3 separate regions of the Homo sapiens genome follow, and all the other regions are linked to region 3. Evidence: chromatin loops called from intact Hi-C (ENCODE). Cell type or tissue: chondrocyte. All regions are shown on one strand. Links, peaks and the distances in the headings refer to the core of each region. The heading gives the core; the rest is flanking DNA.

Evidence for each region. A loop is a pair of places that touch in the nucleus more often than their neighbours do. Peaks named below come from ENCODE experiments on the same cell type or tissue, not always from the same donor. Only the 100,000 strongest peaks of a DNase experiment are listed, where the experiment ranks them.
Region 1: it touches region 3 in a loop (4-fold over the local background); 6 of 110 quality-filtered maps call a loop at or near these places.
Region 2: a loop joins it to region 3, with 3 times the contacts of the local background. A loop is called at or near these places in 9 of 110 quality-filtered maps.

Annotation. Positions count from the first base shown.
Region 1 is chr10:114,989,056-114,999,534 of GRCh38, reverse strand. LINC02626 (long intergenic non-protein coding RNA 2626) reads right to left here and starts at 4,878. Exons shown (of 3, transcript NR_120677.1): 1 at 4,750-4,878; 2 at 3,997-4,092; 3 at 2,942-3,060. In chondrocyte, for the core only: no CTCF peak of the experiment used is centred there; no DNase peak of the experiment used is centred there.
Region 2 is chr10:114,872,664-114,883,142 of GRCh38, reverse strand. It overlaps a transcript of FHIP2A not described here. Among named protein-coding and RNA genes, the nearest start is that of FHIP2A, 56 kb to the right of the region's middle. RefSeq lists an enhancer at 1,731-2,359. In chondrocyte, for the core only: CTCF peaks have their summits at 5,691 and 5,904 (motif pointing left); a DNase peak (open chromatin) is centred at 5,903.
Region 3 is chr10:115,090,457-115,100,935 of GRCh38, reverse strand. It overlaps ATRNL1 (attractin like 1), which reads right to left and starts at 7,571. Exons shown (of 29, transcript NM_207303.4): 1 at 6,893-7,571. The coding sequence starts at 7,185. RefSeq lists silencers at 7,001-7,280, 7,371-7,500, 7,531-8,040. In chondrocyte, for the core only: CTCF peaks have their summits at 6,880 and 7,084 (motif pointing right); DNase peaks (open chromatin) are centred at 7,004, 7,165 and 7,796.

The sequences.
Region 1 (10,479 bases), core at 3,177-5,676, 98 kb after region 3:
TATCCCGTGAGTCCCAGGAATCTACTCTTTCTGGGCTTTCCTCCTGCCTCAGAGGTCCGATTTTGAATGACTAAGGACCCAGAAGCCATTTAGCTTCTTTATCTACGCTCTCCCTGGAATAACCTTCTTATCCTGTCCCCTGGGTTTAAACATCAGCCACACACTGATGAATCTCAGATCATCAGCCCCTATCTCTCCCTTAAGCCTTGAGCTCACCTTAAGGGCCATCCATCGGATATCCAGCACCCGTCAAACCCAGCATGTGCACAAGCAGAGTCTTCATTTCCTCTGGACTTGCAAACTTGCCTCTTCCGCAGTCTCACTTACCTCTGCCAGTTGTGCGGAGAATAGACTCATGCAGGGAGAGAAAGGAACTCCCCGCAGGAGTCCAGGAGAGAGAGGTTTGTGGCTTGGACTGGAGTTGTGGCAGCAGAAAAGATGAGCAGTGGTCACATAACCAGATTCTTTGGGCAAGGGATGGGGTGAAGATGCAGACTAGGAGCCAGGAGCCAAAACTCCATGTACGCGAGACAGGCAAGGTTAAGACAGAAACAGTAAATTTCACATCAAAGACTGTTAAGGGCAAACTACAGGGAATGTTATGGGGACCCAAAAGAATGTGTGTTTTGCTACTTACCATTGCATAGGTACAGGGAAAAGAAGACTCTTTATGAGACAGTTTTTAGGGAAGATGGGTTACAAAGTGAATGGTATAATGCAGAATGTTTATGTATGTATATATGTGTGTATATGTACACACATTATTATATACACACATATATACATATTTATGTCTATATACACATATATACATATTTATGTCTATATACACATATATACATATTTATGTCTATATACACATATATACATATTTATGTCTATATACACATATATACATATTTATGTCTATATACACATATATACATATTTATGTCTATATACACATATATACATATTTATGTCTATATACACATATATACATATTTATGTCTATATACACATATATACATATTTATGTCTATATACACATATATACATATTTATGTCTATATACACATATATACATATTTATGTCTATATACACATATATACATATTTATGTCTATATACACATATATACATATTTATGTCTATATACACATATATACATATTTATGTCTATATACACATATATACATATTTATGTCTATATACACATATATACATATTTATGTCTATATACACATATATACATATTTATGTCTATATACACATATATACATATTTATGTATATATTTATGTATATATGTGTGTATATGTACATACATATATACATACATAAATACATATATATGTATCTCCCATTTTAATTTTTAAAAATTATAAGATATTTCAAACATGCAGAAAATTCTCATGTTACAAATCTTCTTACACCTACCACCTGGCTTTAATGTATGCACCCTTTTAATGGCACCTACCTATGTGTATTAGTGTTTCTTCTCTTTCTCCTCCTATATTATAGAGAGGTGCCTGAAGGCAGGGGCTTGACCTCCTCTTTGTGTCTCAGGAGCATCTTGCACAGCGTCTGTATACCTTAGACCCCCTAATTGTTGCTGAATTGAATTGAGTTCTTGAAAGACCTCAAAGAGGCCTTCAGGAAAAAGGAAAGTGTAGCAAGCAGCACATACGATTCTCACAGATTTGAGAAGCTGCAGCTATTTTTAAGGTGTATTAATTCAGAAGGAATTACTGGAAGTGAAAATAGGACAGCTGCATCTTGTGGCATATAACATTGAAAACTTACTTCATAGACTGATATCCTTGACTAATATTTCTGATTCCAGAATTAAAGCCACAGGCAACCTGAATCCCAGCTTTCCACGATTTCTGTGCCCTCCTACAAATGATAAGTTTATTTATTATGAAAGATCTTTAGCTGATAACAATTTACCATCAGCTACATCAGGTGCATTAGACGTTTATGCCCTTTGTCGAGTCCCAGTGGTTTTGTCTTCTGCCCTGACCTCCCTTTACCTGCTACAAATGCAGGAAAGTGTTGTACTGCCTGAAATATTAGAATTCTACCATATTGCTCCTTGGCACAGAGCTACCTCAATGACTTACCAGAATTTCCAGAATTCAAAGAAGAATTTGCTATATACCAAGGTAAATGAGACCTTGGCAAGCTTTCTAGCTAGTGGTAATGGCATCTGGCTTGCCCTGGATGGTCCCAGTTGTAGATCAGTGAATTATTCTCAGCTTCCTCTTCACTCTCAAAAGTGTCTCTGGGCCAGGCATGGTGGCTTACGCCTGTAATCCCAGCAGTTTAGGAGGTCGAGGTGGGCGGATCACCTGAGGTCAGGAGTTTGAGACAAGCCTGGCCAACATGGTGAAACCCCATCTCTACAAAAAACACAAAAATTAGCTGGGCATGGTGGTGGGCGCCTATAGTCCCAGCTACTCAGGAGGCTGAGGCATGAGAATCGCTTGAACCCGGGAGGCGGAGGTTGCAGTGAGCTGTGATCACGTCACTGCACTCCAGCCTAGGCAACAGTGAGACTCGATCTCAAAAAAAAAAGTGCCTCCGGTTTAGCTCATAAATTATATGATCACTCTATTAATCCCCCACCTAAACTTTTTACATCATAGTACCTGCCTTCTGTGGATGGGACTTCCATTTTTTAAATTTCTGCAGTGTCCCATTAAGTGGATTAAATAAAAGCCTTTGATTTGTTAAAGGAAGACACACTAGACATCACAAACCACTCTTTATTTTTGGCATTCCGCTTTCTGAACATAACACAAACCAAAATAACCCGAGATGTTACCATGATGAATCATGCCGACATGACATAGCTGCTTTCCATGGGGAAAATGTAAACCATCAAAAAAAAAAAAAACCAAAAAAAAAACAATAAGACTAAAATTTAAATTACACGGTAAAAAATGTTCAACATTTATAGTCCTGGACCATTTACTGAATTTAATTGAAAACCAGCTTAAATTTCAAAAACAGCAACAACAATTCAGGCTGCCTTTTTTTATTACACATTGGATTGCTCCTTGTCTCTTCGCTTCATCTATATCGGGTCAAAAAAAGAAAAAGAAAAAATAATAATACAACACTGGAATCATGTGAAGTTATAACAATATTTTCAGCCCAGCAATTTCAGCCCAATTTTCAGCAGTAATGTTTCATTAGAATCAAACATTTCCTAGATGGTTTAAAAACACAATGAAAATCTGGCACTTTGAGAGCTTGTGTGAATACAGCTTTAACTTCTTATTTTCAAAGAAAAATGAGATTTAACATTAAAAAACTAAAGCAATGCCCCTGAAGGTTCTTCCCTTAAAAAAGAAAGGAAGCTCAGCCTGCTGTACACATTAAATAATTAAAATCAATGATCCTTTTAAGCCTTTAGCAATGCATGAACCAATAGGGAGAAGCAATCTAATACTTCATGCATTTGGGGGATTGCATTAGAAAGACTGCTAGTCTGCTTCTGCTTTTATAAATGCAAATGTATGCAGAGCAGACAGATTGGGATCTGTACAATTTAGCAATGATCGAAACTTGTAATTTTTGAAAATGGGACAGATGTCCAGTCTAGTTATATTAAGATGCTTCTTATTGAAGAAGAAACCAAACCAAACAAACAATTCAATGCCACCTCCTCTTTTAACCGGAAACAAATAAACAAAGGCATCACAAATTAGAAAAAGTTATATACCATCTTGTTTCTTTCATGGATTGTTAAGTTGAGAGGCAGCTTCGGGTAGTGGAATAAACATTTCCAGCATGTATCACTGCATTACTCATCTTTCTGTCCCTAAAACACAGGAATGAAGGGAAATATTTCCCCATTCAAGGACCGGGGTGGGCTTAAGTCTAACTTCCAGAGTAGCCAGGTCTCTGGTTCTGTAGACTATGCTCTCCTTGAACCACAGACAGGAAGGCAGCCCAGAGTCAGGGCAGTCAATAAATACATGCTGAATGAAAGCCTTTGTTTACTCACTGAAAGTTGCTGAGTGCTCGTCATCTTTTCACGTTTGTAATATCACAGCTCCAGAGGTTTATTTCATGATGGCGAGTGCCTAGAATGTGCCACAAACTGGGGAAATAAAGGTGAAAACATGGCATTTACTCTTGAAGAGCCCGCAGTCTGGTGGGAAAGCCAGATAAGTAAATATACGATTAAGATGAGTGCTAGCGGCTGGGCATGGTGGCTCACGCCTATAATCCCAGCACTTTGGGAGACTGAGACGGGCGAATCGCCTGAGTCCAGGAGTTCAAGACTAGCCTGGGCAACACGATGAAACCCCATCTCTACAAAAATTACAATAAATTAACCGGGCATAGTGGCACGTGCCTATGGTCCCAGCTCCTCGGGAGGCTGAGGTGGGAGGATTGCTTGAGTCTGGGAGGTAGAGGTTGCAGTGAGCTGAGATGGTGCCACTAAACTCCAGCCTGGGTGATACAGTAAGACTCTGTCTCATAAATAAATAAATAAATAAATAAATAAATAAATGTACAAAGGCAGGCAGAGAGGCAACTAGAAGAGTGGGAGGCACTGAGTTTACAATAATTCAATCAAATCTTCATTAGGAATGTCTACGTGTGAGGTATGTGGGGCACAAGGGATGGAGTCCCTGTAGGTGCTAGGAGTTCAGGAAGGGGAATGACATCCAGTTGTGCTTCAGAACAATCACTCTGGAGGCGAGGCAGAGGAGGATGGTGGGGGTTACAGCCTAGAGGCCAGGAGGCTTACCGTGGGCCCAAACCAACACAGTGACGGGCTGGAGAAAAAGAATGCCTGCTTATGAGAGAGACTCCAGCCAGCTTTCCCACAACGCGGCTGCCGCTTCACTTTCAGTCAGAGCCGATGGTTCTGGAGTTCATCCTTACACTGAGCTAAATCCACCTCACTCTTACTGCCATTTGCTGGCCTAGATGTGCACTCTGCAGAAATTCAGAAATTACAGCTTCTCAAACAGTGGGTTGTGTTCATGCTTGACTGCCATCAGCAAAACCTAGATAAAATATTTATATTTCTCTAACAAACAAAAAAGCAGACATAAGGCATGCATTCCAAAACCTCCCTGGATTTCCCACTCTCAACATTCAAGGCAAGGACGTGAGGTCTTCCTAAAGAGGCTCAAAAGAAGATAGTTTAAAAAATTCTTCCTTAAAAAAATTAAGCTGCTGCTTTATCGATGTTTTCTGGATTTTGGAAATTTTCACTTAATGAATTACCCCTCTTCTTGCTTCCCAAACTCAATAAATAAGGGGAAAGTGTTTCTCCATTCAAGAAAAATAGGGTTTTGCAGCTGGGTGTGGTGGCTCACACCTGTAATCCCAGGACTTTGGGAGGCCAAGGCAGGCGGATCACTTGAGGCCAGGAGTTTGAGACCAGCCTGGCCAACACGGTGAAACCTCATCTCTACTAAAAATAGGAAAATTAGCTGGGCGTGGTGGTGGGCACCTGTAATCCCAGCTACTCGGGAGGCTGAGGCAGGAGAGTCGCTTGAACCCGGGAGGCAGAGTTCAGTGAGCGGAGATCGTGCCATTGCACTCCAGCCTGGGCGACAGACCAAGACTCTGTCTCCAAAAAAAAAAAAAAAGAAAAGAAAAAGAAAACTAGTGTTTTGCTATTCTGAAGACACTTAGAGCTCCACTCAATGTCTACAAGTGGAGCTACTTAGAGCTCCACTCAAAATTGAGCTCCACTCAATTTTCCACGAATGAGGGACAGAAAAGCAGGGGGCGGTCAGCTGCTAATCACGACCTCTGCCCTCTGCTTTTTCACCTTAGTAGACTCACCTCCTGCAGGTACCCTGATAGGTCTGCAGTTCTAACAAGTTTCCTGGATTTCTATCTACAACCTTAGAAAGGGCCCTTCAGCCCAGACCACATTACCAGAGCAAGATGGTGAACCACTACGTGGTCCCTGGTCGGCCAGAACTCTGCCCATGTGGTAATGAGGCTGTTCTAGTCAGGAAGCCCAGGGATTAATACTGCTACTAAGTTTTGATCAGGAAAATATAATTTAAATTGTTTATTATGAAAGTTGGCAAACATACATAAAGAAGACTGAAGAGGAAAGTGAACTCACATATTAACTTCCTTCAGGTTCAACATTACCAACATCTTGCCATACTTCATCTATCCTTTTCTTTCTTTTTAACTTATTTTTTTTTTTTAGAGACAGGGCTTCACTCTGCCACCCAGGCTGGAGTGCAGTGGCGCAATCACAGCTCACTGCAGCCTTGAACTCCTGGGCTTAATTAAGTGATCCTCCCAACTTGGCCTCCTAAATGCTGGGATTATAGGCATGAGCCACAGTGCCCAGCCTTCTTCCTTCATTCTTTTTCTTTCTCTTACCTTCTCTTCCTTCTTTGCCTCTTTTTCCCTTTCTTCCCCTTCCTTTCTTTTCTTCCTCCTTCCTTTCTTTCCTTACTGTGGTATTTTAAAGCAAATCTCCTACATCATATTCTATGCTTATATTTCAGGGTATGTAACTCTAAAAAATACAATTTTTCTTATAGAACTACAATACCATTATCATACCTGACCAAATTAATAATAATTCTCTAACATCATCTAATACCTAGTTCCCAAGAAACTTTTAAAATCGTAAGACTTGAAATTTCTATTGCCTCTCCAGGGAAAGGCCACACTACAGACAGCCTTAACAGATTCACTATCGGGGAATTCTTCTAGATACTCAGCTGAAATTTTCATCCTGTGACTGCATATTGTGCCCCCGTGTATCATGTTAAATAATTAATCTCTCTTTTTAAAGTTTGCACGTTTCAGATATTTGTATACATTTAGCTGGTCTCTTTCATCTTTGCTTAGCTGAGCTATACACATTTAATTCTTTTAATATTTCTTATAAATCAATCCCGTCAGCCCGCTAATCATTTTGGAGCTTTTCTTTGAACCTCCTCCAGCTAGTTTCTATAAGCCTAGTAATGAGTAGTCCAGAACCAGATGCAGCATTCCAGGAGCAGTCTCACCCAAATCAAATCGCTCCCCACTTCTCCAAGTGCTCAATCCCAAACAACAAACGCCTTATTTTCTGTCTCATTTTAACAGAAACAAACGTCTTGTTTTCTGCTTTTATTCCCGATTATCTTTAGGCATTGCAGCCTGTGTCTCATCCCTCCCACTAAACATCTGTGCCTCAGAGCACTTTTCTCCAGATGTGATGTAAACAGCGTTGGTGGAATCAGAAGAGTATACAGCTCTGCCACTCCAGCTGCGTGACTCTTGGCAAAACACCTATTCCTCAACACCACTTCAAGTTCTTCACCTAAATAACAAATAAAGACAGAACCTACCTACTTTGCAGGATTTTGGAGGGACAAGTAAGATGATGTAAATGAATGGGGTTTACTGGCCAGGCGTGGTGGCTCACGCCTGTAATCCCAGCATTTTTGGAGGCTGAAGTGAGCAGATTGCTTGAGCTCAGGAGTTTGAGACCTGGGCAACATGGTGAAACCTCACCTTTACAATAAAAAAATTTAAAAATTAGCCGGGTGTGGTGGTGCACACCTCAGCTACTCAGGAGGCTGAGCGAGAGGATCGCTTGAGCCCAGGATGTTGAGACTGCAGTGAGCCACGATTGCACCACTGCACTCCAGCCTAGGCAACAGAGTAAGACCCTGTCTCAAAAAAAAAAAAGCGAGGGGGATGTTTACTAACTTTAATGCTCTCACGCTCTCTCTCTCTGTGTAGACAGACATATCTACTTAGTGAATTTTTGTGCACTTATATGCAAAAGGTGAACATCTATATCCTCTAAAGACATCAATAGCCTATTTCACCATTTAATAATCACTGCTGTCAGAAAATTCTGTTTCAGCTCAATTCTTCTTACCAAAACAATAGCTTATAAAGCATCTTTGAAATGTATAATTTGAATCCATAAATCATGAAAATTTCACTTTTACCTTTCTCCCCTTGGATATAAATCAGGCATGTGGCATTTGCTTCTGTTTACTGACTGTTTACTAGGTTCGAAGAATCAGACTAAACACTATCTGAATGACCTAACTCAGGCTTCATAATTTTATGAAGTAGACATTATTAATAATCCCACTTTATAAATGAGTAGACTGGGGCTTAGAAAAGTTCATTAACTTGCCTAAGGTTAATAGCTGATGATGAGCAGTAGGGCCATGCTGTCAACCACGGGCATGACTTAATATTTCAAATACTCACTGGGAACCCCTAACTATAAAGTAACTTCAAAAGGCCTCCTATTTGCCAAGCACTTGGAGAGAAGTGAAAAGGCATCGTCCTTTTCAAGAGGCTCATTGTTTGGCTGGTGGGGGACTCACAGCTGCTAAAAGAGGAACAAGCATGGTAGCAGTCATTATCATAGTCAGCTGTACCAACTAGGCAAGGCCTAAGAAAATGTTGCTCTTACACCAAAATTCAGATTCATTAAGAAAAACCATTTGATGACTATGGTTAGTCATTTTCCCCTCTCATTCCATGGCCCTGGATTATCTAATAAATTACCAAATACCATCAATTTTCCTTTAAACCGTCCGTTCAAACATCCATTATCTGGTGATACTGTAGTTTGGTGTTTATTGCCTCAATCCTGCATTACTGCACCAGACTTAGTTCTAACTGGGCTCTCTGCATCTCATTTCTACCTATTCAGTTTTTGGCACATGTCACTACCAGATTAATCTTCTTAAAATAAAGCTTCCATACGAGCCAGTCGCTTCACTGTGGCTTTACTCAATCCTGGCTTTCAAGGGTCTAAATGACGTAATCCCAAATGATGCAAATCCTCCTCTCCATCCAGACCAGTCTGCTCTTTACTGACTGTGTTCATCTTGTACACCATCATTTGTGCTGGAACTATTCTCCCCTCCTCAATTGCTCTCCTCTCTTAACCTTTTGAATATTAAATACTGTTCAAGGCTCAACTCAAGGTCTTTCTCTTCTATCCTGACCACGAGGCGTCCTGTTCTCCCTCCTCTGTTTTCAGTAGGAGATCAGCAGCTGTTTGCAGAAATGAATTATTGCTCTATCAATAGCACTTTTTGGCAATATCATTCACTGATATGTATGTATTATCTTGTACCATACTGCTACTTCCCTCCTTATATGTACACTTCTTGAGTTCCCATTAAATGAAAGTTTCTTAAAGGCCTGGACTACATCTTTTGTATGGCATGTTCTTTCCCTGCACAGTAGGTACTTATGAATATTTGAAAACTGACATATTTAATTGATATAAAAGAAAATCACCTAGTTATTACCTTTAGGTTATACTGCCAATTCTGTGAGCCAAAGAATATTAATGACTTAAGATATCTGGCCTCTAAGTCCTGTCCTTAATAATGTAATAATTCGGGGTTAGGAGAGTTAACTTTTCCATGCCCCAATTTTCTCATTTATAAAGTAAGAATTTAAAAGTCAGATAATTCAGAGCACCTGAATACATGAATGCTGATTTATTAAATGCTTTGCCATTAGTTAACACCTTGACAGATGATTTTCTAAGAATATAAAATTCAACACAACATTATGGTATCACAAGTCAGTTTATGTGTCTTAACTAGATACAGAGTGTTCCATTTCCAGCAAAAGTAAGTAGAGAAAATAACCTCAAAACAAGTTTCCACTTAGGTATAGAAAGTTTCAACAGAATATCAATTCCATCCTAACAGTGAGAAAAAAAAAACTGCATAACTTCTTGAGCCCATCAGAGAACTAATGGCTGACAAGCCTCTCTGAGAAGAGATGGAAAAATGAACTGTTTTCAGTTTTGGCAGAATACAGAATCGATAGGTAATCGTCATAAAAGCAGGTGTATTAGATATGGTTCTGCAGAGAAACAGAAGGATACATAGGGTGTGTGTGTGTGTGTGTGTGTGTGTGTGTGTGTGTGTGTGTGTGTGTATGAAGAGATTTATTAATTAGATAGGAGGCTGAGAAGTCCCACAGTCTGCCATGGGCAAGGTGGAGACCCAGGAATCCAGGTCTGAACCCCTGAGAACCAGGAGTGCCAAGGGCAGGATAGATGTCTCAGCTCAAGCAGAGAGGGGGCAATTCCAACCTTCCCCTGCCTTTTGTTCTATTCAAGTCCTCAACAGACTGGATGATGCCTACCCCTACTAGACAGGGCCCTCTGCTTTACTTAGTTCACCAATTCAAATGCAAATCTCTTCTGAAGACACCCTCACAGAAACACCCAGAAATACTGTTTAATTACATATCTGGACATCCCATGGCCCAGTCAAGTTGACACAGAAAACTAGCCATCCCAGCAGGTAAAAAGAGAACAGCTGAGGCCTGGCGCGGTGGCTCATGCCTGTAATCCCAGCACTTTGGGAGGCTGAGGCGGGCAGATCATGAGGTCAGGAGTTTGAGACAAGCCTGACCAAAATGGTGAAACCCTGTGTCTACTAAAAATACAAAAATTAGCCAGGTGTGGTGGTGGGCACCTGTAATCCCAACTACTTGGGAGGCT
Region 2 (10,479 bases), core at 4,381-6,880, 220 kb after region 3:
TTTAACCTCTAAGGCCTCCCCTAGTCTGGCTTCTGTCCTCCTTTCCTGGTAATTTCTCCTTCTACCCATATCATGCTGGTGCTCTTTAAGTGCCCAGCATCCTACCCTGTCACAAGCCTTTCGCCAGTCTCCGCCCATCTCCTGGCTGCTCTTTCCCGCCTGGCATTGCCTTGCACCTTCATGAACCCTTAGTCATCCTTCTGGATCAAGCTGAAAAAGGAACTGCTGCTCATGAGGTGTTTTCTTTTCTTTCTTTTTTTTTTTTTTTGAGACAGAGTCTTGCTCTGTCACCCAGAATGGAGTGCAGTGGCACGATCTTGGCTCACTGCAACTTCTGCCTTCTGGGTTCAAGCAATTCTCCTGCCTCAGCCTCCCAAGTAGCTTGGACTACAGGTGCATACCACCATGCCTGGCTAATTTTTTTGTATTTTTAGTAGAGACGGGGTTTCACCATGGTGGCCAGGCTGGTCTCAAACTCCTGACCTCAAGTGATTTGCCTGCCTTGGCCTCCCAAAGTGTTGGTGTTGGGAATAATGCTTAAAGAGAAACCTCATCATATCCCACATTGCGATGACAGGTGCGAGCCACCTTGCCCAGCCTCACAAGGCATTTTCTGACCCCCCCAAACAAAATCTGCCTTTCAAACACTGCCTAGCACTTCTTGGAATGTCCTTTGTAGTCCTCACTGCACTAGCAGGGATTTCTCTAGTGCCTCTCTCCTCTCTCTGAGCCTGTTTTCTCATCCATAGGTGAGCATTGGGATATATACCATGTAGACTGTGATGAGGGTAGGAGAAAATCACAGAGGCACAGAGCGTAGCACACATGGGCTCTCCAGCCACAAGAGACTCCTGTGGCTAGAGACACAGTGGAAACGTCTGGGGACAGACTGCCTCATTCTTCGCTGAGAGGTGCCTGCCTTAGGTGGCTGCTGAAGCTCCCCCAGCTTCTGGAGGTGAGCAACAGTTACCACCCAGCTGAGGCTGCTCCCGAAAAAGCCCATGAACTTCTCTTCTGTCCGTGAGTAAGCAGACTTATGCTCACAGCGGCACAGTGCTGATTCAGGTCAGCAAGCGCTAGCTTGTGTCCCACACTCAGGCCAGACAGGAAGATCCAAAAGCAGCCTTCTTAAACCGAAGTCATTACAAACAAACAAAGCCCACATACACATACAGACACGCACACAGACACACATACACACGCGCACGTGCACGCACAAACACAAGTATGATTTAATGGCCAGGTCTTGACTGTCTTGGAAATGGATGAACCACCTGGGCTTACAAATAAACCTGGTCATGTTTGCTTTTTCCAGGAGAAATTGAGGGTAGGGAGAGCGAGTCTAGCAGAGCTCTGAGATGGCCTAGAATGGGCATTGGGGAGAACTCCTGAGCTAGCTATCCTTGAAATGTGTAGATCTCCCTGCTGAGGCTCTGCGGGTGATCAGGCACTGTCAGAATGAATTAGTGGCTCCATAAACCCAGGCTCTGTGGCTAAATGGTGGGGGCTAAAATCTCTGAAGTTCCTTACATCCCAGCAGGCTTCTCTAAAATATTTATGGCTGTTAGGCAACACAGCAAGCCCAGGTCCTTGAAATCTGGAATGAAGGTCCCAGACAAGTTTCCTACTGGCCAGCTGGGGAATCCTGGGCAACCCTCTTAACCTCTCTGAGTCTCCGCTCTCTATATGCAGAAAGCAGCTAATGAAGCCCTGTCTGCCTCATAGGGTGCCGGTGAGGGGCCAAGATCCAATCAGCGTCTCAGCCCCCAGGAAAGTGATAAAACAACTGGGATTATTTTCCAAATATTGTTCCAGTTTATCTCCCTTACTCTTGAAGGCTTTTGGAAAGCTCTCCAAAAGGCTGTGACCTAACAGTCAACTTGTATTTATTTGTTGAGAAGCTTCTGTAAATCAAAGGCATAAAACAGGGGACCCAGCTAAGGAAAATATTTCCGCTCACTGCGAAGAGATAAATTTTCAGGCCCCAAAAGGGGAGCTGGGAGAACTTGCAGGCATGTTTACAGCCCCCTCGTTAGTTCAGGCACAGTGATTGTTTGAAGTCCCAGATTCATCCAGCGAATAAGAAAGGCCCAGCAGGTCAGCAGTTTGACACTGTCTCCAAGGCTTTCTGTTATGTTTATACTGGAAAGTTACCATTGGCCTCTGTAAAATGGAATTTCCATATAATAATTGAGATGGCCTTGTAAGGAGGGAAGGTCCCTGTTGCTGCTTCTACAAGGAAGTTGGACTGATAGGGAAATGTGGAAACAAAGGAAGCTTTTGTCTTATCTCTGAAGCGAAGCCTTGTATGGTGGTTTCCAAATGCCTGTCTCATGCCCTACAGCATCAGAATCACTCGGAGTGCTTCCTTAAAATACAGATATCTACACCCATGCAACACATTGAATTCCTAGGAAGGGGCCCAGGAATCTGTGTGTGTGTGTGTGTGTGTGTGTGTGTGTTGACATGGAGTCTCACTCTGTTGCCCAGGCTGGAGTGCAGTGGCGTGATCTCGGCTCACTGCAACCTCCATCTGCCAGGTTCAAGTGATTCTCCTGCCTCAGCCACCAGAGTAGCTGGGATTACAGGCGTGCACCATCACACCTGGCTATTTTTTTGTATCTTACTAGAGACAGGGTTTCACCATATTGGCCAGGCTGGTCTCCAACTCCTGGCCTCATGCGATCTGCCTGCCTTGGCCTCCCAAAGTGCTGGGATTACAGGCATGAGCCCCTGCACCCAGCCTGAAGGGTTTTTAACAGTTTTATTAAGATGTAATTCACATACTATACAATTCACCCATTTAAAGTGTATGGTTCAATGGCTTTTAATATATTCACGGAGCTGTGCTTCCATCTCTATAATTTCAGAACATTTTCATTATCGCCAAAAGAAGCACTGCTCTCCTTAGCCATCACCCCAATCCTCCCGCCTCCAACCCCCAGCCTTAGGCAAGCCCAAGTTTACTTCCTGTCTGTATAGATTTGTCTGTTCTGGGCATTTCATGTAAATTGAATCATGCACTGTGTGATCGTATAGTGAAGTGTGTGAGTTTGGAGCAAGAGCTAATTGGTTACAGGCAACAGAGGAAAGGCTTAGAGCACCACTATTGTCTTCCCCACTGAATGCCGGATGTCACCCCTCTAAATAAGTGTGGAATACATATGTAAAGATATTGGCTTATAGCTGGGCATGATGGTGTGCACCTGCAGTCCCAGCTATTTGGGAGGCTGAAGTGGGAAAATCCCTTGAGCCTCGGAGCTCAAGTCAGCCTGGGCACACCGCGAGAGCCTCCTGTGTCTAAAAAGTAAAAAAGAATATTGGCTCGAAGGAAGCTAGTCAGTCTTCCTGTAGGTCCAGCCTTGTATTACGCCAGGCAATCAGCAGGGGTCACTGCACTCCAGCCTGGGTGACAGAGCGAGACCCTGTCTGAAAAACAAAACAAACAAACAAAAGTAAACCCGTCCCTCTGCAAAACCAAAGCCCCCCAGTTGACGATGCCCACCGCTTCTTATGAGGCATTTGAGCAATCGTCTGTTATTGCAAGAAAGGGGAATGCCACTTCCGGGAGATTCAACAGACAGAAATTTGGGAACTCTATAAAATGCTCTATTTCATAGACATTTTTTTCCTGCATCATTACCTTTCTTGAAAAGTATTAGTGCTCAGAGTATGTGTGTATTTCAGTATTCATATGGATTTATTCATCTGGCTGTGGTATAATTGCATTTTTTAGATGAGATCTGTTTCCTTCTCTAACTTAATTTTGGAGCTTACCTAAGCCATGTCCCAAGGGAGGGAGGTAAAATAGGGATTAAAGGATTTGCAGGATTTTTGTTTGTTTGTTTGTTTTGAGACACTGTAAGATGATGCCCAATTTTCTGAGAGTCTGTTCCTCCATTAAGATCAGATCACAATGCAGTCTTGGGAGATTGCCCAGTGCTGTGGAAATAGTGAGGGCTTTGGCTGCTTGAGTTCAAATTCTGGTTACCTTTAACAAATGTGACTTTACTTCTCTCAGCCTCAGTTTTCTTATCTATAAATATGGAATATTGGTAGCTTGCTTATAGAATGATTCTGAAGAGTAAATTAAATAATAAGCCTGGCACATAATAATAGCTGTTCTGTAAAAATGTAGCAAATATTACTATTATTTAACTTCTCATTTCATATATGTTATGTTTCCTCATTTGGATTCTTAGCTCCTTTGAGTATTGTCCCTGATCCCCACATAGCTCGTAACATAGTGTGTCCTATGCAAAAGCCAAGAAAGAGTTAGGAAAGAACAGATTGTAGAGGACACCTATGAGCCACCTGCCCAGGCTTCTTTTCTTTCTTTCTTTCTTTCTTTTTTTTTTTTTTTTTTTGAGGCGAAGTCTCTGTCACCCAGGCTGGAGTGCAGTGGCACAATCTCAGCTCACTGCAACCTCTGCCTCCCAGGTTCAAGCACTTCTGTCTGCCTCAGCCTCCCAAGTAGCTGGGATTACAGGCACCTGCCATTATGGCCGGCTAATTTTTGTATTTTTAGTAGAGACGGGGTTTCGCCATGTTGGCCAGGCTGGTCTTGAACTCCTGACCTCAGGTGATCCACCCACCTCGGCCTCCCAAAGTGCTGGGATTACAGGAGTGAGCCACTGCGCCCAGCCAAGGCTTCTCTTTTCTGGACTTATCTATCCTGATTCCCATTGTCCATCCACAAAGATATGAAAATGGGCTCCAGCAGCTTCTATGAGTGACTTTGCCCCCACTCCTCTTATCCTCAGCCTCAGTTGGTTGGACTAGGTGAGGACACCCAACTTAAGCTTGGCCAGGGAGTTCAGTGAGTTCTTAGCCAGTGGGCGTGAAACTGATCCTCCGTGTTCCACTGTAGTTGTGATTTGAAGTATGTTCACAAAATGTGATTCTAGGCAGCCATTCATAATGCTTCTAAAATTTTTTCTAAGCCCTAAGAAAATGGTCATCTTATAATGTTAAGGTAAAAAGGATAAGACAAAATTATGTAGACCTCACAGATTAGAAAATATATATGCATGAAGTACTGGAAAGAAAATACATAAAAATGTGAATAGAAATAGAGGGATTCTAGATAATTTTCTTTTAGTTTTTAATACTGACTGTTAAAGAGAAGTCTATATATTGGGGGGAAGGTGGGAGTAGGGGGAAGGAGCCAATGTAGATTTTCTTCTCTCTTCCCTTTAAAAAATTTTTGCTTCTCTGGTCTCAGTTTTCTCAGAATCCTAGCTATCCTTGATATCTGATAAAAATAATTCACACACGGGTGTTAACAACTTGCTAGCTCTCCAAGGGTGTTATTATTTGAAAATGGGCTTCCAGACGCAAGATGACTTCATGCAGAAATTCTCAACCATTGATCCTTTGCAGAACTAGGCTAAGCAGTTCTACCAGTTTGCAGGAGAAAACATGATAGAATTGTCTAAAATTAAAATTTTCTCCCATAAATTTTCCCTTGGTGCCTGCCACCAATGTCTCAATTAGAATTTTGTAGTCTGAACAATAGAATCACTGGGGAGCTTTAAAAATATACAAATTCCCCTGCTCCATCTTCCAGATTCCAGATTTAACTGGCCTTTTGTGGGGCCCGAACCGCTATGGTTTTTAATCCTTTGTAGGTGATTCGATCCTTCAGCCAGGATTGAGACTTATATATAATTATAATTATATAATTATACTGACAGTATAATTGATTGAATGCAAAATTCTATATTGAGTAATTTTGTTGTCTCCAGCTTAATAGCGTATCCATATTTTGCGGGATTTCTGAAGGAGCTGCATGGGTTCCAGTTGCCCTACTAATTGAATGAATTTGGAAACTCGTGCTTGACCTGAACCCTCGGGCGGCGCCGTTCCCAGTGGGGAAAGAGACTGTTTGGAGACATCGCCCTCCAGTGACAGCACTCGGGAACTGTTGAGAGGCCTGGGTACACCTTTGCTTCCCATTGATTGTTCCTCTAAGAACAGGGGTGCTCTGAGCCCGTTCCAGCCTGTGAAAGCTCCCTTGAGTTCGTTGTACGTTTGTCCTTGCCCGGATGTGTCGGCAACACGCTTGGAGGCATAAACAGAACAAAACTTCAGACGTGTTCTTAACTGTCAGGAGTAACAGTTGCAGATAAAAGCTGCAGAATTGCTCAATACTGGGAAGGCTGAGCACAACTAGAATTATTCCGGTAACTTAACAGAAAAAATAAATAAACATGTCAATAGTTACAGGGTTTAGGAGGGAGGGAGAGTGTAAATTCATAGCAAAACATTTGGAACATTCCGTTTAGCCCCTTCCCTTGTGCGGGGGCGGAAGTCTGAGGCGAGTGGGGTGCACTGTGGGGAGGGGCAGCAGAGAAGAAGTCTCACCAGAGTAGACAGGACCAGGGGGCCGTGCTGAGCCCTGGCCCCAGGAGCTGGCAGGTGAGAAGAGACTCATCTCTGGAAATAATGCTTGAGAGTCCATCTGAGCCCCCTGGGAAGCTTGTCCAGAAAGCTCCCGGCAGGTCCCATTCCTATCAATTGTGGTTCAAGAGGCCTAGGAACCCGAGAGGGTTCTGAGAAGCAGTGGCAGGGCCTGCCGTGCATCCAGTACCTACTTGGTAGCAGGTGTGGAAGGAGGCCTGTGCCCTCGTTCAGTCCTTACAACAACCCTCTGTGGTAGTTGGTACCATCCCCATTTTACAGATAAGGAAACTGAGGCTCGGGGAGGTGATGTGGGGTGCCTAAAGCACCAGAGCTGAGCAGTGATGGAGTCTGGACTGCAGTACCCTGTTGCGGGCGATGAGGGGGAGCTGTCACAGGAACAAGCCAAATCCTGCATTAGGAGGCTCAGTGCCAAAGGTCGGAGCAGGACCAGAGATGACGTGGACCTGCATGCCTGGTCCACAGCGCTCCTTGGGGACCTTCTGTTCTCCCTGAGGAAAGGGTTGGAGTCAGGTGGGAACGTAGGAAGGAAGAGAAGGTAGAGAGGGGAGAGGAGGCATGACCAGCCACCAGACAGGGGGGAGTCAGAGCCACCAAGGCAAAGCGCTGGTGAGCGGGAGGGTGGGGGCCCCGGGTCTCTTCTGCTTCCTCCTCAGTCTTTCCCCTCAGGCTCCTTTCTTCCTTCTAGAGCTTTTCTTTCTTTTTCTTTCTTTCTCTTTCTTTTTCTTTCTTTCTTTCTCTCTTACCTTCCTACCTTCTTTCCTTTCTTTCTGTTCTTTTTCTTTCTCTTTCTTTCTTTCTTTCTTTCTCTTTCTTTATTTCTTTCTCTCTCTTTCTTTTCTTTCTTTCTCTTTCTTTCTTTCTTTTTCTTTCTTTCTTTCTCTCTTACCTTCCTACCTTCTTTCCTTTCTTTCTGTTCTTTTTCTTTCTATTTCTTTCTCTCTCTCTTTTCTCTTTCTTTCTTTCTCTTTCTTTCTTTCTTTCTCTCTCTTTCTTTCTTTCTCTCTCTTTCTTTCTTTTTTTCTTTCGACAGAGTCTCGCTCAATTGCCAGGCTTGAGTGCAATGGCGCAATCTTGGCTCACTGAAACCTCCGCTCCTGGGTTCACACCATCCTCCTGTCTCAGCCTCCTGAGTAGCTGGGAATACAGGCACCCGCCATCATGCCCAGCTATCTTTTGTATTTTTTTTTAGAGACAGGGTTTCACCATGTTGGCTAGGCTGATCTTGAACTCCTGACCTCAGGTGATCCACCCTTCCCCAGCCTGCCAAAGTGCTGGGATTACAGGCATGAGCCACTGCGCCCGGTCCCATGTTCCTTTCTTACTTCTCCACCATCCTTGCTTCTTCTTTCTTCACTTCCCCTTTCTTAGAAAAGGGGTTTTCTCCTCCCTCACAGATCCAAGGCATGCCCTCACTCCTCACAGGATGGCAAGGAGAAACGATCAATCGCTTAAGTAATAAAAAACATCCAAATCAGACCCGTCTGCAGTCAGAATCCACAGCAGTCCTTCCGCAGCACAGCAGTCCTTCTGCAGCACAGCACTGCCTCCGCCGGCCGCCTTCCTTCCCTCGGAACTGAGCCCATCCAGGGCTGCAGAGCGGCCTGCAGTCCCTGGTGGCAACAGCACTTAGCGGCGCCTCATGTTTAATGCAAGCAAGCTTCGGAAACAGGAAAGCTTTCAAGATACAGCTGAAGATGCACGAGCGCTGCCCTTTACAGAGCAAACACGAATGTACAAAACCAACGTGGGTTTTCCTGTGTTACAATAATTGTGTTCTCATCTGTACAGATTTAAGCTAACCGCTTCTGTCAGAAGAAAGGAGAAATCTATATCCAAGGGCCTCTGTGGCCTAGAGAGGCCTGAGTCACCTCTGCTTTTTGAGTCTCCTAGTAATTTTAAAATGAAAAAATTCCGGCCGGGCGCGATGGCTCATGCCTGTAATCCCAGAACTTTGGGAGGCAGAGGCGGGCGGATCTCCTGAGGTCAGGAGTTCGAGACCAGCCTGGCTAACATGGTGAAACCCCATTTCTACTAAAAACACAAAAAATTAGCGGGGCATGGTGGCACGCGCCTGTAATCCCAGCTGCTCAGGAGGCAGAGACAGAAGAATCGCTTGAACCCGGGAGGCGGAGGTTGCACTGAGCCAAGATTGTGCCACTGCACTCCAGCTTGGGCAACAACAGCGAAACTCCATCTCCAAAAAGAAAAACGAAAAAATACTAAAATAGGTTATACAATTTGTAGTTCATTTGTAAATGCTCATCATTAGCAAGTTAATATTTTTAGCACAAAAGAGATAATGCAATATAATTGTGCTAGTTACTAGCTAATTACAGGATTTGTAAAAAGTAATCATTCCTAGTGTGCTATAAGTAATGGGGCACAGGTGTATAGCTGTATTTTGAATAACTTCTTTAACCTGTTAGGATGTGATTCCTTTGGGAAAAAAAATTAAAGATCTAAAGTAGAAATCTTTTGTGTGGCTGTGTTAAAGTGTATGATATTGATGACTATGAAAGTTTCCCTTCTGCTAACATAGACACTCTTGTCTCCAAACAAGTTCAGCTGTGCTTCCCACTCAGTCACTCATTCTGGATGGTTTTGTTAGCATATCCATGTCCTCTACCCTGTCTTCAGAGTGCTTAGGTTGAAAGGCTTTATAAATACCACGTGTCTAGTCCAATACCCTTTCCTCGGCTATCTGGACCCAAAGCACCATGCCAAGTCAATGCAGTGCTACAGAACTTAGGGTTGTTTTTTTTTTTCCCCCTCCTGAATATTCCTAAATAACTCAGTGTTTTAAAAGACTCTGATGTATCTTGGAGAAATGGCTGATCCTAGGACTGGGGCAGGAAACATATGAGATGAGCTGGGAGTATTTTGTAATCTCCAAAAGTAAGGAAGTACTAAAAAACAAAAAGAAACAAACAAAACACCCATATATTGATGGGGGTATGTTAAAGAGACACAGGAACCAACTGAAACTGTTCCCAAAGGCCAAAGCTGGAACAATTTGAGCAACAAAACCAATGAAATAGTATTAGATTATAACCCAAAGTATAAGATAAATATCCATGAGTTTGTATTGATATAAATGATTGGATAAATAAAGGGTTTGGGACACAAATCTTCCTTGCAGAATAATTCCAAACAGTTTTTTGCAGATACTCTACCCTCAAGAAGATACAGTATTAACTCTACACTTCTGAAGTGTGAGCTATCTACGGTGACTTTGCTTCCCGAGAATACAGTATGGAAATGGGAGGGAAAGAATAACTTTACAGTGGAGAAACTTGACAAATACTATTTCAGCCAGGGGATCAAGCCCAACATCATGCTGACAGTGTGTACTCTTGATAAGATATGACTAAAATCACACTTTATCTCTGTATTCCTCCTCTGTAACATCCACAATCCCAGTCTAATCATGAGGAAAACATCAGACTAATTCCAATAGAGGGCATCCTACAAAATACCCAACCAATACTCCTCAAAACTGCCAAAATCAACAAAAATATATGGAAACTCTTAAGAACAGCTGCAGACACTGCAGAAAGCCTAATAGCAACCACTCCTCAGAGGTCTGAACACCAGCCCTGCAGGGCCCATCCCCTAACCTTCTAGGTTCTGATCATCTCAACTCCTTTCCTTTGAATCCTCCAGCTTTAGAGGTGGTGCTGCTTCCTGCTATTTTTAGCCCTGTATTACAGTAATGTTCCTCCTTTGCTATTCCACCCCCCAACACCCAATTCCCTGTATAAATTTCCTCTGTTGAAGTACCTTGTGTGGTTTCTGTTTTCCAAACTGAGCTGTGCCTGTTACAGTGCTTGGTACCAGGAAATAGACCCTCAGGGATGGGGATTTGGAGGTTGATTTGATCATTGCTTGGTTTTAAATGCTGGGCTGAGATCTTTTCAATGGGAATTGCTATGCTAGTACTCCATTGCATTTGGAGGCATAGTGATTAAGTTGTCACCAGTGATTGATTGAGATGAAATGCCTATGGAATCAAGTGCCTTGTGGGACCATATAGCTTTTACACCAAGAATGAAA
Region 3 (10,479 bases), core at 6,126-8,625:
CAAGATCTATTGACTAGAAATTTAAAAACACTGCTGACAGATTAAACAACTAAATAAATAAACAGATATACCATGTAGGAAACTCAAAACTGACAAGGTATTCATTTTCCCCAAAATTGATCTATAGACTCAACATAATTACAAACAAAATCCTAGTAGGCTTTTTATAGAAACTGACAAGCTGATTCTAAAATTCATATGGAAATACAAAGGACTCAGAGTAGCCAAAATAATTGGAAAAGAACAAAACTGAAAAACACTCCCAGAATTCAAGACTTACAAAGAAACAATAATCAAGACATTGTTGTACTGACATACAAATAGACAAAGAGATCAAGAAACAAAGCAGAGTCCAGAAATAGAAACACAAATATATGAATGGTTTCAACAAAGGTGCAAAGCTACTTTAACAGAGAAAGAATACTCTTCTCAACAAATAGTGCTAAAACAAATACCTATATGCCAAAAAACTGAATTTAGATCCATACCTCTCCCCATATATAGAAATTAACTTAAAATGGACCATAAATATAAATGTAAAATCTAAAATTACAAAACTTCTAGAGAAAAAAAATGAAGAAAATCTTCATCAACTTGGTTTAGGCAGTTTTCTTTTTTTTTTTATTTTTTATTTTTTAAAGACATGGTCTTGCTGTGTTGCCCAGGATGGAGTACAGTGACACAATCACAGCTCAGCTCACTGCAGCCTCCAATTCCTGTGTTAAAGTGATCCTCCCATCTCAGCCTTCCAAGTAGATGGGCTAAATGCGCACACCGCCACGACCAGCTAATTTTTCAAATGTTTTTGTATAGGCAGTGTCTTGCCTTGTTTCCCAGGCTGCACTCAAATTCCTAGACTCAAGTGATCCTCCTGTCTCAGGCTCCCAAAGCGCTGGGATTACACACATGAGCCACAGTACCCAGCCTAGGCAAACTTTTCTTAGGCACAACATGAAAAGTATAAAAGAAAAAAATGATAAACTGGAATTAATCAATTTAAAACTTAGATTCTTTGAAAAATACTGTCAAGAGATTTCATTCTCTTTGCATTGTTTTCATAGACAAGCCGCAGACTGGTAGAAAATATATGCAAATGATATACCTCATAAGAAGCTAGTAATCCAGAAAATGTAAAGAACTCACAAAAATCAGTAAGAAAATTTTTTTAACATGCAAAAGGTTTGAATAAATGCCTATTACAGAAGATATACGGATGGCAAGTAAGCACATGAGAAGATACTCAATATCATTAGTAATTCGGGAAATGCAAACTAAAACCCAATAATATACCATTCACTTATTAGAATCACAAAAATTTAAAAGACTAACCATACCAAGTATTGGTATGGATGTGAAATTAACTAGATAGAACACTGACTCACTGCTGGTGGGAACATAAATGATACAACTACTTTGGAAAACAGTTTGTCGGTTTCTTTAACAGTTACACATATATCTACCCATATGATCCAGCCATTCTCAGGTTATTTCCCCAAGAGAAAGGAAAGCATATGACCATACAAAGATAAAAAGGCTTCCACATGAAACTTCGTAGCAGCTTTATAAGGAACAGCCAAAAATTTGAAACAATCCAAATGTCCATCAGCAGTTGAATGGATAAACAAATTATGGTGTATCCAGACACTGGAACACTATTCGGCAGTAGAATAAACTACTAACACACCATGAATGAATCTCAAAATAAACACGCTGTGTGAAAGAAGCCAGACAAAAAAGAAGTATATAATGTATGATTCTATTTACAAAAAGTTCTAGAAAATACCAACAAATCTATAGTGAGAGAAAGCAGATCAATAGTTGCCCTGGGACAGGAATTGGCAACTAGAAAAGGGAGGGTTTACAAAGGAAACACATGGAAACTTTCTAGCGTGATTGGTATTTTTATGATTTTGATTGTGGTGACAGTTTCAGATGCAAATACATATGACAAAACTTATCAAATTGTATAATTTAAATAAATTGTACATTTTAAATTGTGCTGTTTGACAATTATACCTCAATCTCTTAAAAATTTTGTTTAAATAACTATCAAAATTATAATTAAACACCTCATTTTTGACAATACTAAGAAGGAAAAATAGTGCTATTAGGGCAGTATATAAGGGGTAACCTAGTGTGAAGAGTCAGACAAGCCTCCTTTAGAAACTAGTATTTAAGTGGCCAGGCGCAGTGGCTCACGCCTGTAATCCCAGCACTTTAGGAGGCCGAGGCGGGTGGATCACGAGGTCAGGAGATCGAGACCATCCTGGCTAACACGGTGATACCCCGTCTCTACTAAACAAAAAATTAGCCGGGCGTAGTGGCGGGCGCCTGTAGTCCCAGCTACTCGGGAGGCTGAAGCAGGAGAATGGCGTGAACCCAGGAAGCGGAGCTTGCAGTGAGCCGAGATTGCGCCACTGCACTCCAGCCTGGGTGACAGAGCCAGACTCGGTCTCAAAAAAAAAAAAAAAAAAAAAAAAAAGAAACTAGTATTTAAGCTAAGATTAGAAGGATGATCAGTAATCACCCAAGCAAAGACCAGAGAGGAAAGAGTTCACAGTTACGTGTATAAAATGCACTAAGGCCAAAAGGAATGTGACACTTTCAAGGAACTTCAAAAGGCCAGTCAGGGCAGAGGAAAGGAGGCCTGAGTCTAATCAGCTAAAGGGGCCAAATCATGCAGACACGTGTTCTTGAAAACCATGCTACTATGCTTCTACAAGTAACTTACCTTATCAATTTAGAATCTAAGAAACACTCAATTTAAATTATTTTAAATTCCTACTGTGTGATTATACACTTTAATAATGTAAAAATAATCCATGGATATAAATTATCCATTAAAATAAAACTTTGAAATAAAGAAGTCTTAGGGACAGGGAACATTCAGTTTAAGTTTATAATTACTGTCAGTTTCCTTACAAGTAAAAAGGATTCCAAATATATATGTATTTACATATGCATATATATATATTTGTTTTTTGTTGTTGTTGTTTATTTTTGTTTTGTTTTGAGACGGAGTCTCGCTCTGTTGCCCAGGCTGGAGTGCAGTTGCGCGACCTATGCTCACTGCAACCTCCGCCTCCTGGGTTCAAGCGATTCTCCTGCCTCAGCCTCCTGAGTAACTGGGACTACAGGTGCGTGCCATCACACCCAGCTAATTTTTGTATTTTTAGTAGAGACGGGGTTTCACTGTGTTAGCTAGGATGGTCTCGATCTCCTGACCTCATGATCCGCCCGCCTCGGTCTCCCAAAGAGTTGGGATTACAGGCGTGAGACACCAAGCCAGGCAATATGCATATATTTTTAACAGCTTAGGGGAAGAGTTTACACACTTTATTCTGCCCGTTTTTGTCTATAATAACAACCTAATTCCTGACATTATATCATTACATCTTCATTTTGCTGTCACTACAAATAGAATGCTTCATATATGTATATATAAATTTTTAAGAAGAGTCTCGCTCTGATACCCAAGCTGGAGCGCAGTGGCGTGATTACAGCTCACTGCAGCCTCAACCTCCTGAGCTCAAGGAATTCTTCCGCCTCACTCTCTCTTGTAGCTGTGACCACAGGTGTGTGCCACCATGCCCAGCTACTTTTAAAATATTTTTTGTAGAGATGAGGTCTCACTATCTTGCCCAGACTGGTCTCAAACTTCTGGGCTCAAGGGATCCTTCCACCTCGGCCTCCCAAAGTGCTGGGATTACAGGCCTGAGCCACGGCACCCAGCATACTTCCATTTTAAATGCGTGAAATGAAGTATCCAAATTTGACTAACCTAAGAGGGGTAAAAATATACCCCTTTATATTTGACTAATATAAAGAGCAATACTCTTTATATTTATATAAATTTATATAAATCTCTACTCTACAAAATTAATTCTCAAGGGCTCCCTTCTAAAAGAGAACGTCATTCAAATAGATTATAGCAGAATATTTTCTTGCTTAACATTACACTGAACTATTCAAATAAATACAACTTGAATTAGAGTCTGTATCTTTGATTATTATATTTCAAATATATTTTCCTATTCTCAATCCCAAGTCCTTTAGTCTAGCTTTGGGTGAAAAATCAATGTTCCTTTTGTTTTACCTGTGTAAGGAAGGAATGGCTTGTTATTCTGAGTGCTTTATTCTTTTCAAATGGAAACAGAAGACTGGAATCAATGCTAAGAGAACTGAAGTACCACTTTTGATACTATATTTGCTTCTGCATTTCTTCCCCCAACTATCAATCTTCTATCCTCAAGAAACATTTGAAGAACATTTTTATTCCCTGGCGAAATCCCTATAGTAGAAAAAAAGCTAAGTTACCATGGAGCCAACCAATTAATTTTGACACCTGCTTACCAAGATTGATCAATCATTTTTAATGTCTGTTTGTAAGGTTGCTATCCTTCAGTTTAGAAAAAGATTTTCAAGATAGTTAGTGAAGTGAGATTTTCTAGTTAAAGCCTTTCCCACTGTGTTATTACTTCAAATGCCAGGTAAAACAAGCTACTATCTTCAAATAAACCTTTCATAGGTTTATTTGCATGTACTTTACCAAGAAGAATTCTTTTCTACTATACATAATCCTTCTCTTTAACATTAAATACCAATGTGTTCTTTATCCCCAAGAGTATACATAATAAAAACACAGATCGTTACACCAGTTATATTTACTCTAATTAATAGCTTGTATTCCACAGAGAAATGCAAAAGCATTTACCCAATAGAGTACAATGAGTCCTAGGAAATAATAGCTTCCAAGGAAAAGATGAATACTCAGTGATTAGCTCAGGATTTATTGTTATTTAACAATATCTACATCAAATATCTATTCTTCTTCTACTCACTAATGTATTTTGTTTATGAACACCACCTCTCAATGTTATTTAAGCTAGTTTTAACTTGATCTGTGATCTTTTTAACTGGGACAACATCTGCTAGTGAGGTCACAGGCTGCTGATCCAGCTGATTAACAAGTTCCGCTACTTTAAAATGAAGCTTCTCAGGACTGCAGCAAATTTTGTCCTCTTTAGACAAACGGAGCAAACCCACCCACACAAAAGCCAATATCCCTACATATAAATCAGGCACTCTCCCTATTTATGTAAAAAAAATGTAAAAAATGGATGAGGCTTTTTCACTGCTGACTACCAGTTTACATGTTCAAAATTCTCTCTTGCTAGGTAAAGACGCTGAATTCTACTGTCATAGCAAACGTTTAAGAACACAAGCAAAAAAAAACAACTAACAAGCAGAATTCATTAAGATCTCTTTCCTCATCTTGAAACACTTTTTAAACTTTTAATCAGCATCTCTCCTAATTTTTTTAAAAAGTATTTTTAAAACTACATTACTATACTACCTTTAAAGTATAAACCCTAGAAAAATTTCAACCTATTGCATAAGTTTCATAAAACTTCACTTTAAGATTTCACTTCCAAAACCTACTAGTTAATTTAAATCATAGACTCTACCTAAAATTTTAAAGTGCCATTTTAAAAATATACATTTTTACATTGAGTTTTAAGGGACATTTATTTTAATCAGTAATAGTAAGTTTTTTTTTAAAAAAAAAAAAAAAGGAAAGTATGCTGTGTTTAAAATTCCAGGAAATTGTCCTAGAATACATTAATAAGGTGAACCAGTCTTACCTTTGCCTTAGAGCCCAAGAGAAATTTCACCTAGATTTTGGCTATCAGCCTAACAATATCAGTAATCTACAATATTCAAGAGCCACAAACCAGCCAGCAAACTTCATATTAAGTATCTAGAAGACTAAGAAGCTGACTTTCTTAATGACTGTTACCTGCATGTTGTTAGAAGCCTGCCCCAATATTAAGTGACTTTTGCTACTCCCCTACACTGTGACCCATTGCTTTTTATATCAGGCAAGAATGTAATAAACACCAACCAGTACGAAGAAAGTACCTTCACCTTAGCAAGCAAACTTCTTAGGCTCCTTGAGCTTCAAACAAGCCAAAGCGATGTTCCCGCACAAAAGCTGACAGTGAATTAACCGATCAGAAAAAAATCCATTATCCTCACCACATAAAAACGTCCTTCTATCTAACCTAAAGTCACCTTTGTATTTCTCAATTCAAGATTGTCCTAGCAAATACAACACAGCAAATTCGTTAAAAGTACACATTCTGGAGTGTGTACTGGCTCCAGAATGTGCCAGCTGATTTGGAATCATAACTCGGCCCTTACTACTGTGTAATCCTGGCCAAGTTACTTCAATGTATCGCCTCGATTTCTCTCCGTAAATCCAGCATAATAATTCTAGCAACTCACAGAGTTGTTGTAGGGAATAAATGAGAAAATTGACATAAAGCGCTTAGAAGAGTGTTTGGCACTTAGCAAGTCCATCATAAACTCTACTTATTAACATCACTATGATGACTAAATAAATGTTAGAAGGGGTCACCTCTAGAGAGAAGAGAATGGGGAAAGAGAGAGGCACTCATAGATCATAACTGAACCTTTACACTTTTGTGAATTTTTCACAATGCGCATGTATTTCATAAGTAACTTGGACAATTTCTGATTTTTAAATATTATCCCAAGAAAATGGTGCTGGGCATCATAACTGATTGTGAAAATGTTCGTGCTGAGCAGCGGATCAGAAGTCGCTGCGGACATCTGGAACGCTCGAGAAATGCCTAGCTCCCCGTTGGTCAGGGCTCCGCGCGGGCCCGAGCTCTCCCGGGGCGCCCCGGGGCTGGAGGGGGCGCGGCGCGGGCCCCACTCTCGCCCGCTCCCGCCGCGCGCTGAGGTTCACTCACGGCCGGGGGATCAGAGGCAGCGACGGGGGCGGGGGAGGCCGCGAGGGGGGCGGGGAAGGCCGCGACGGGAGCGAGGCAGGGCTGGAGGTTCGGGGTCCGGCGAAGGCACTTACTTGAACCTGCCCTGGCAGTGCTGGCACTGGTCCCCCACCCAGCCCGGGTCGCAGAGGCAGGTGGAGTTGACACAGCGGCCCGAGAAGCAGGAGCCGGTCCTCTCGCACGGCTTGGACTGGGACACCTGCGCGTAGAGCGCCAGGTAGAGGAAGCCATAGCACAGCAGCCAGCTGTTCCCGTCCAGCAGCCAGGAGGAGGCGCCCCCGCCGCCGCCGCCCGCCGGCCGAGCCCTCCACACCCCCGGGGCCGCTGGCTGCGGGGTACCAGTGCGGGCCCGGCCCCCAGTCTCCATCTTCCCCGGCGCCCCTGCCCGGCGAGACTGCGCTCGCGGGCGCCGACAGGGATGCTGTTGAAGGGAATTCCGGCCGCAGAAAACCTCTCCGCCGCCGCTTCTCCTCCTCCTCACCGGCGCCCGTCCGAGTCCCGCTCCCCGGTCAGGAGGGACAGATCCCAACCGCCGTCGCCTCCGCTCGGCTGCCTCCAGTCGCACTCGGGCATCGCCACCCAGTCTCCCGACCTTGTCCTTAGCGGGCCGACCCCACAGCCGCGGCGTCCCGGACCCGGCCGGAGGCGGGGAGCGGGAGGCGCAGACTGCGCCCGGCGCTCCTGAGGGGACCTGACCGGCAGGAGGAGGGGACCCCGCGCGCGGCCCCGCCTCGCCCGCGGCCCGCGCCAACTGCCTCGGCTCCGAGCGCCGCGCGCCCAGGAGGGCGGGGGCCGAGCGGGCGCCCCGAAGTGGGCGCGCCCAACGTGGAAGGGGGCGATCAAGGAGGCGGCGGTCAGCCCCGCCTCGCCCGCCCGGCGGTCAAGGGCGCCCCGGCAGCCATTCTGTCTCCGGTGCCTCGAGCCGGCCGCAGCGGCAGCGCCGGGAGCCCACGATGCGTGGGGCCGCCCCCCGCCCTCGCGCGCGCCTACACTCCTCCCCACAGGCCCGGCGCCTTGGTCTCGCCCCGCCCCTGACAGGGACCGGGGACTCCCCCACGCGCGCGCGCCCACCCCGCCTGGCCCGCGCGCTGACTGGAGACAGGCCCCCCAGGTGTGGCCCGCGTGCCCTTCCCCCCGGCCGGTGCGGGCACCCCGGCCCCACCCGCACCCCGCGCCCCGGGAGCCCCACGAATGAGAGATCGACACAGGCTTCGCAGCTTCAGCAGAAAAGAAGTCCTTCCCGTCCGCCGTCTGCAGCTGCAAAAGTGCAACGCTTTTTCCCTAGCGCTTCCCCCTTCCTCCGCCCCATCCTCCTGCCTATTTCTTCTTTTTCTCTTAAGAGAGAAAAACTCCAACAACACACAAAGAGCTGAGCATGTGCAGCAGGCAAAAGCCTTAAAGGCACCGCAGTCCGACCACGTTGTGGGGTCAGCGAGGGCTGGGAGGGGCGGGGATTGGGGACTGCGAGAGGCGCGAGGCGGTCTCCGCGGAGGGACCTCCGAGGGGGAGCCATTGCTGCCTCGGGAATAACGAAGCCCGCGCCCCCAACAAAGAACTGCGAGGCTCCGAGCCCCGCGCTCTCCACCCCTTACAGACGCTGCCTCGAAACCGCACGTCTCTCCTTTTCTGCTTGTCAGTGCTCCCTCCTCCATCTGGGACGATATTCTGCCTTGAAAAATATTGCAGCATCGGGGCTTTTTTTCAGAAGAGCAGAAGTGATGCCCACAAAAGGGCCGTTTTCCTTCCTCAGCAGCACTTTTTCTTCTTCAGATGACTTTCCAAGATTGGCTGGCATATTCTGAGATTTTTGTTTTGTACTTTGGTGCCTTCTCTAAACAGTTGCCTTTTTATTTGACCCCCTTGAGAAAGGAAGCCAAACACACATTGCAGCCATATATCCTCGAGTTACAGCAATGTTGCTGGAGTCCCACCAAAGAACAGGCAGTATGAAAAAGAATTCAAAATCCACCAAAGGCACTTCTCACAGAAAAAAAAAAAAAGAAGAAAGAAAAGTTTGTTGTAACTACATAGTCAAAATATTATTGTTAGGATTCAACTCGTGTTTATTTCGCGTCAGTTCTTTTCATGTCTCTTATCCCCACTTGCAGATGAAATCCTCCATTAACCCCATTTTGCAGATGAGAAAGAGCAACTCAGAAAGGTTGAAATATTGGCCAATGGCAGGTTAGGAGTAATGAACTGAGCTTTAGACACGAGGCCTCTGACTGCTGTGCTTTTTTCACTGCTTCTATTAGCAGATGCTTTGTTCTTCCTTCGGTGAATAAAATATACGTGTTGGCTTGGTTTAAAAATACCTCAGCAGTGACTTAAGGAGGAAAAAATAAAAACAAAGATCCAGAAGGAGTTGGCTCCTTCGCAAGGAAAAGAGCAAAAGGAAAACCACGATTCTCGTTGGCATACAGAACAAATCATAATTTCCATAATTTCAGGGTTTTACCAGTATCAAAAATGTCCTTATCAAACCTAGAATTAGGATGCCCTCTTCTTCCCTTAACATCTTTTCCACATCAGGCTGCCCCTTAGAGACTTCTTGAAATGAGTGAAGAAGCAGAGGAGAGAACACTGCAGACACCAGTTAAAAGGAAGATCCTGTTCTGGATCACATCTTTTCATTTCAATGACTGTGAAATCCAGAAGAATTCTTTCTAGTGTCAGCCATGCATGAACACTGTCTGCTGCTTTTCCATTCTTCTCCATCTGCCAGCCAAAGTCAGCCGCATCTTTCTCACATCTAAGGTAGAGTCGCTTTCAGACGTGGGGAAAGTGGCCAAACTCTTAAAACCGTCAGTGAGTGTGAAGGTAATTCAAAGGGTGCGCTGTAGTCCCTTTGACGAGAGAGATCACAGCTCAGTCACATACTGACTGTAGCCTGTATTTGAGCAGAGCTTGCCCATTAAAAATATACTCATAAGTGGGAGTTGAACAATGAGAACACATGGACAGAGGGAGGGGAACATCACACACCAGGGCCTGTTGTGGGGTGGGGGGCTAGGGGAGAGATAGCATTAGGAGAAATACCTAATGTAGATGACGGGATGATGGGTGCAGCAAACCACCGTGGCACGTGTATACCTATGTAATAAACCTGCACGTTCTGCACATGTATCCCAGAACTTAAAGTATAATAATAATTTTAAAATACATATCTTTTAATTGAATAACCACTATAATCAGCTCAGTACTTCACATTACACTGAAGAACATGCAGCCCCACGGGCCTCCTCTCAACATTGCCTTTAGAATCAAGCTGAATATATTAAATTTATATGAATTATTCTCACAAGGATCTCAGAATTTTCACTCACCTTGTATTTTGTTTCTCTCTCAAACACTTTTAGTCAACACTTACTGAGTAACTATTATGAATTTAAGCAAGAGAAAACAAATATGAATAAAGCATGATTTCTACCCCAGATTAGCTTATCTTCTATCAAGCTCACTAGACTGTGAGCTCATTATACAGTTGAGTGTCATATACTTTACAAATGTAGACACAGAAAACTTAAATTATTTTATATGGTCACACAAAAACTCAATGGCAAAGTTTGCCTAGAATCATGAGTTATGTTTCAGTACCTTCTATGATCAAGAAATGTTAAAGCTCCAACATATTTTCTTTTTTTCCAATTAAGTAGGGTCA